Regions from separate parts of the Homo sapiens genome. Here region 1 is linked to region 2. The links are chromatin loops, found by intact Hi-C in ENCODE. Cell type or tissue: PC-9. All regions are shown on one strand. Each heading gives the region's core, and the rest is flanking DNA. Links, peaks and the distances in the headings are about the cores only.

Region 1 (2,916 bases), core at 281-2,780, 58 kb after region 2:
CGGAGTCTCACTCTGTCACCCAGGCTGGAGTGCAGTGGCATGATCTCGGCTCACTGCAACCTCCGCCTCCCAGGCTCAAGCAATTCTCCTGCCTCAGCCTCCTGAGTAGCTGGGATTACAGGCACGCACCACCACAACAGGCTAATTTTTGTATTTTTAGTAGAGATGGGGTTTCACCATGTTGGTCAGGCTGGTGTCGAACTCCTGACCTCATGATCTGCCTGCCTCAGCCTCCCAAAGTGCTGGGATTACAGGTGTGAGCCACCATGCCCAGCCAACATTATTGCTTTTTTTTCCTGAGTTATCTGATGGGGGACTCCTTGGCCTGCCTCACACAAGGATTCTTTTTAACCCCCTGTGATTGAGTAGAAAGGAAGTAGGCTGGGTGACATTTTTTCTTTTTAACACTGGTTGATTCCTAAGAGAAATCACATCTGCTTTTTGAGACATCCTACATTCACCCATCCATCTTTTCACTCATCAGATTTAAGTCCCATACGAGCAGCAATCATGAATATTTGGTTCACCAAGGTAAACCTGTACCTAGTCAGTAACTTTCACATAGTAAACACTCTGCCCAATATAAGACAGGCACTGCGATGGAAACGAAATTATTCCTATAAATCAGGGGTTCTCAAGCAGGGACGATTTTACCTTCCAAGAGACATCTCACAATGTCTGGAGGCATCTTTATCACAAGATGATGCCTTGGGGTTGGGTTGGGGTTGCCACTGGCATCTAACAGGTAGAGACCAGGGCTGCTGCCAAACATTCATAATGCACAGGACAGCCTCCACCCCCACAACAAAGAATTATCTAGCCCAAAATGTCAATAGTGCCCAGGTAGAGGGAAACATTCTTAAATGGCTATAAAAATTAGAGTAGGCAATTTCTCATCGTCTGACATTGCACTCCAGGGCAGATTCAACTGTTAAGTGACACAGCAGTACTGAATCATGTCTGTCCCCACAGCCCACCTACCACGCAAAGTTATGAGGAAAGATTCCTGGGGAAGGCTTTCCTCTCTCTTGTCCCACTGGTTTATTGTTGCCCTCCTAAGTCAAAAATGCATACTATTTTTTTTCAAGCTTTTGCACTCATACTCTTCCCTGTTTTCACTCTCCATCCCTATTTCCTTGTTTGCACTTCATGCGAAGTGGAGTCCAGCTTCCTAGGAAACAGGTGTACCCTGACCTCCCTCATGCAGTTTCTAGAAATGGCTTGGGAAAGAATGCAGCTGGAGACCCACAAAAGTGCACTGTCTCCGGCTCCTCGTTCTTTCTTCTCTTCTCCTGGTGAACAGAAGGAACTTCGACCTGCCTGAGCCCGCAGCTCTGTAACCACACATGAGGGATCAGTCCACCCACCCTGTTATTTCAGTTGCATGCTTAGGCAGTGAGGAAAGGACATTAGATTCCTAAAGATCAAATTTCCTGAACAGAAATATTTGTGGGCAGGAAAAAAACCTGACAGGACACTTTAATTCAGGTGCGGTGTTTAGTTTTCAGTAAGGTTTTATTTCACAGGGAGAATAAAGACAAGCTGAATTCAGCCAAATTATAAAAGGTTATCAGTAAGTCCGTATTTTCCCCCTCGATTGTTTATGGTTTCTATTTGAGGAAAAAATATCTAAAATTATTTTTTTCCCTTAAGAGTGGTTAATCAAAATTAAGCAAATTAATTGACTTTATCGATTTATTAGGTTGGTGCAAAAGTAATTGTGGGTTTTGCCATTAAAAGTAGCAGCAATGGCTGGGCGCGGTGGCTCACGCCTGTAATCCCAGCACATTGAGAGGCTGAGGTGGGCAGATCACCTGAGGTAAGGAGTTCAAGACCAGCCTGGCCAACACGGTGAAACCCCATCTATACTAAAGACACAAAAATTACCCAGGCGTTGTGGCGCATGCCTGAGGCAGGAGAACCACTTGAACCCAGGAGACAGGGGTTGCAGTGAGCTGAGATGGCGCCACTGCACTCCAGCCTGGGTGACAGAGCAAGACTCCATCTCAATAAATAAATAAAAGTGGGGAGGTAATTGGGGATATTTCTATTATCCCCCAATATTAATTGGGGACAGGAAAGGTAGAGGGTATATGGGAATATGGAAATTCTCTGTACTTTTCACTTAATTTTGCTGTGAACTTAAAACTGCTCTAAAAAATAAAGTTGATTTAAAAAAAAATCACACATATGTGCACAAGTAAGTTCAATGGCCTATTTTAGATGATGGTGATTAATTCTGTCTAGGATACTGTGGAAGCCAGAGAAAAGAGTGGACATTTATGTAAGGCCGTGGGGGACACAGATGGTCAGAAAAGATCTCATAGGCTAGGCGCAGTGGCTCACACCTATAATCCCAGCACTTTGGGAGGCCGAGGCGGGTGGATCACTTGAGGTCAGGAGTTCGAGACCAGCCTGCCCAACATGGTGAAACCCTGTCTCTGCTGAAAATACAAAAATTATACAGGCGTGATGGTGGGCGCCTGTAATCCCAGCTACTCAGGAGGCTGAGGCAGGAGAATCTCTTGAACTCTGGAGGCAGAAGTTCCAGTGAGCCAAGATTGCACCACTGCACTCCAGCCTAGGTGATGGAGCGAGACTGTCTCAAAAACAAAAACAAAAACAAAAAAACCTCATGGAGGTGGTGATATCTGAGCTGAATGTTGAAAGGTGAGGGTGTTCTAGTCTGAAAGCCTGAAGAAATATGTTCTAACAGACTGCAGTGTGAATGAAGACCTTTTCCGATGGAAATGCTTAAAAAAAAAATCACTCTCCCTTAAACAATCAAATGTATTGGATGATATAAATGAACAGGCTTGGGCTCAGCTTGCTCCAGGGCTTGCAGGACAGCCTCATGAGATAGTTTGTATCTCCCCATTTCTCCTCAGTGTTGGTTAATTCTCCTGCTTCCTGTAA
Region 2 (2,916 bases), core at 136-2,635:
CCTCTGCTGTCCCCTTGTCCCCTAGTCACCATTGGTTCATACTCTCCGGAGCAGCGCTGTCCAACAGAAATCTCATGGGAGCCACGGAAGTCATTTTAGATTTTCTATCAGTCACATGAAAAAATAATAAAAATATACAGGAGAAATTAATTTTAATGTGTTTTATTTAATCCCATTGATCAAAAATATTATTGTTTCAACATATAATCAATGTTTCCATTATTTACTTATTTATTGAGATAAGAGTCTTGCCCTGTTGCCCAGGTTGGAGTGCAGTGATGTTACCATGGCTTACCGCAATCTTGACCTTCCCAGGCTCAGGTGATTCTCCTGCCTCAGCTTCCCAAGTTGCTGGGACTACACACATGTGCCTCCATACCTGGCTAATTTTTGTATTTTTTGTAGAGATGGGATTTTGCTATGTTGCCCGGGCTGATCTTGAACTTCTGGGCTCAAGTGATCCATCCTCCTCAGCCTCCCAAAGTGCTGTGATTACAGGTGTGAGCCACTGAGCCCAGCCTACAACATATAATCAATGTTTTTAAAAATCTTTTATAATTGTACCGAGCCTTCAGAATCTGGCATGTATTTCACACTTAACCCACATTTCAATTTAGAATAACCAGACTTAAAGAGTTCGGAAACCACATGTACTTAGTGGCTGCCGTATTGAGCAGTACAGCTCTAGAAACTAAATTTCCAGTCTAGTGCAAAGGTGAGGGGAGGGGCAGGTCTTCTGCTGCAAGGCATTGAGAAGGAAGCTGGGAGTCTAATTGCTTCTTTATTTATTTATTTGAGACGGAGTCTCGCTCTGTCGCCCAGGCTGGAGTGCAGTGGTGCGATCTCAGCTCACTGCAAGCTCCACCTCCCAGGTTCACACCATTCTCCTGCCTCAGCCTCCTGAGTAGCAGGCGCCCGTCACCACGCCCAGCTAATTTTTTGTAGTTTTTTTTTAGTAGAGACGGGGTTTCACATCTCTTGACCTCGTGTTCCGCCCGCCTCGGCTTCCCAAAGTGCTGGGATTACAGGCGTGAGCCACTGCGCCCGGCCTAACTGCTTCTTAAAAAGACTTTTGACTGACTCTGTTTTCCCATTTACCCTCATTTTAGAAATTCCTGGTGGCCCCAATTTCTGAGCATTTTTGTGGTTCTGTGGTGCAAATAGGATGGATGACTCACTTTCCCTCACTGCCAGCTTAGGTGTTGGCCTCACCGAATCTGCTGGGTCAGCTCACACTCATCCGTCAGCTTTCCATCTTTCCATTTTTCCTTGGTGTTTCCTCCACTCCAAGTCTCTTTGTCCTTATGGGTTTGTGCCTTAAAAAAAAAAAAATCGGCCAGGCACGGTGGCTTGCGCCTGTAACCCCAGCACTTTGGGAGGCTGAGGCGGGCGGATCACGAGGTCAGGAGATCGAGACCATCCCAGCTAACACAGTGAAACCCCGTCTCTACTAAAAATACAAAAAATTAGCCGGGCGTGGTGGCGGGCGCCTGTAGTCCCACCTACTCGGGAGGCTGACGCAGGAGAATGGCGTGAACCCGGGAGGCGGAGCTTGCAGTGAGCCAAGACTGCACCACTGCACTCCAGCCTAGGCGACAGAGTGAGACTCCGTCTCAAAAAAAAAAAAAAAAAAAAAAAAAATCATCCATTTTCATTTTATTGGAATGTTTGGAGAGAACAGAGATAAACATAGATGTTGAAACCACCATCTTTAACTGATCATCAATAAGTTTTCCATATCAATGGAATATGATTATTTTTGTCTATAAATTTTTTGTGAGTCTGGTGTTTTGGTTTAAATCATCTGAAAACCCTATGTATGCAATAACTATTTCCAAAAGGAACAAATGGATGAATAATGAGATATCCAGGAGACTGACTTAATCCCCAAATGTCATCCAATCCAGTTAAAACCAGTGCCCAGAAAGCGACACCCTCTGGGTCACCCTTCAGGGAGCCTGTTTCCCCTTGCACTCCTTAGCTCAGCTCATTTCTCTCAGTGACTACTGAGCTAAGAAAGCCCCCAGAAATAGTTAAGAATTTTAAAGGCTCTTAGCAGCAAACCAAATGCAAGACGGAGCCATGAGTCAACTGTTCCACCTCCCTCAACCTCATCGCCCAACTGCCTGCTAGAACAGACCACTTCCTTGTAATACACACGCTCTTTCTCTAGCACGGAGATTTAGCTTAACTCTGCCTTCCCCCACCTTCATCCTCATTTCTTCTTTTGAAAGGGCTGGGTTCCTTTTTGTGCTTTTTTTCTTGAATCTTAAAAATGAAGCCCAGGCCCCTTAGAACACAGAGCAATGTTAGAGTCCAGTCTTTATGTGTAATCAGTGTAGGGCTAGTAGTTTTGAGGTTCTTTGTTGGTTTGGTTTTGTACTTACTAACGTATTATTCTAGAATCCAAGAATAAATGAAAAGCAATTTAAATATGTATTAGAGTATCTCATAAAAGCGCCAAAAATGAGATTTTATTCATAATATACAGAAAAAAAATCAAGTTCTTTCCTTTTGCGTAAATGAAAGCCGTAGGAATCAAGAAATCTTCAGACCCAGAGATACCATTTAGTTAGCTTCTTTTACTGACACAGGGGATAGTTCAACTAGATTCCATACATATCTAGACAGTAGACAGTAAAGATAAGGGAAGCCCTAGAAGCTCCTAAGTGTATCAGAACCCAGAGGTTATTTCTACAGATGAAATAAAGAGAAGTAAATTTGGAGGTGGGGATATGATCATAGGAGGAATCTTGCTGTTTCAAAGTTCACAGTAGTGAAATCAGCTAAACAGGCAAATTGAGTTAAATTGGAAGCTCTTCAACACACTCCCCATCAGCTTACTGGGTTCTGGTCTCACAGGATCTAGCATGTTATGGCTGTGTACTGCCCCTACCTCCACCCAGGCATCCCATA

The links. A loop is a pair of places that touch in the nucleus more often than their neighbours do. Peaks named below come from ENCODE experiments on the same cell type or tissue, not always from the same donor. Only the 100,000 strongest peaks of a DNase experiment are listed, where the experiment ranks them.
Region 1: it touches region 2 in a loop (6-fold over the local background); 3 of 110 quality-filtered maps call a loop at or near these places.

What each region holds. Positions count from the first base shown.
Region 1 is chr9:76,517,691-76,520,606 of GRCh38, reverse strand. No RefSeq gene overlaps it. Among named protein-coding and RNA genes, the nearest start is that of GCNT1, 60 kb to the right of the region's middle. In PC-9, for the core only: no CTCF peak of the experiment used is centred there; DNase peaks (open chromatin) are centred at 966 and 1,396; H3K4me3 peaks cover 536 bases; H3K27ac peaks cover 1,580 bases.
Region 2 is chr9:76,575,713-76,578,628 of GRCh38, reverse strand. No RefSeq gene overlaps it. Among named protein-coding and RNA genes, the nearest start is that of GCNT1, 120 kb to the right of the region's middle. In PC-9, for the core only: no CTCF peak of the experiment used is centred there; DNase peaks (open chromatin) are centred at 778 and 1,128; H3K4me3 peaks cover 1,693 bases; H3K27ac peaks cover 1,948 bases.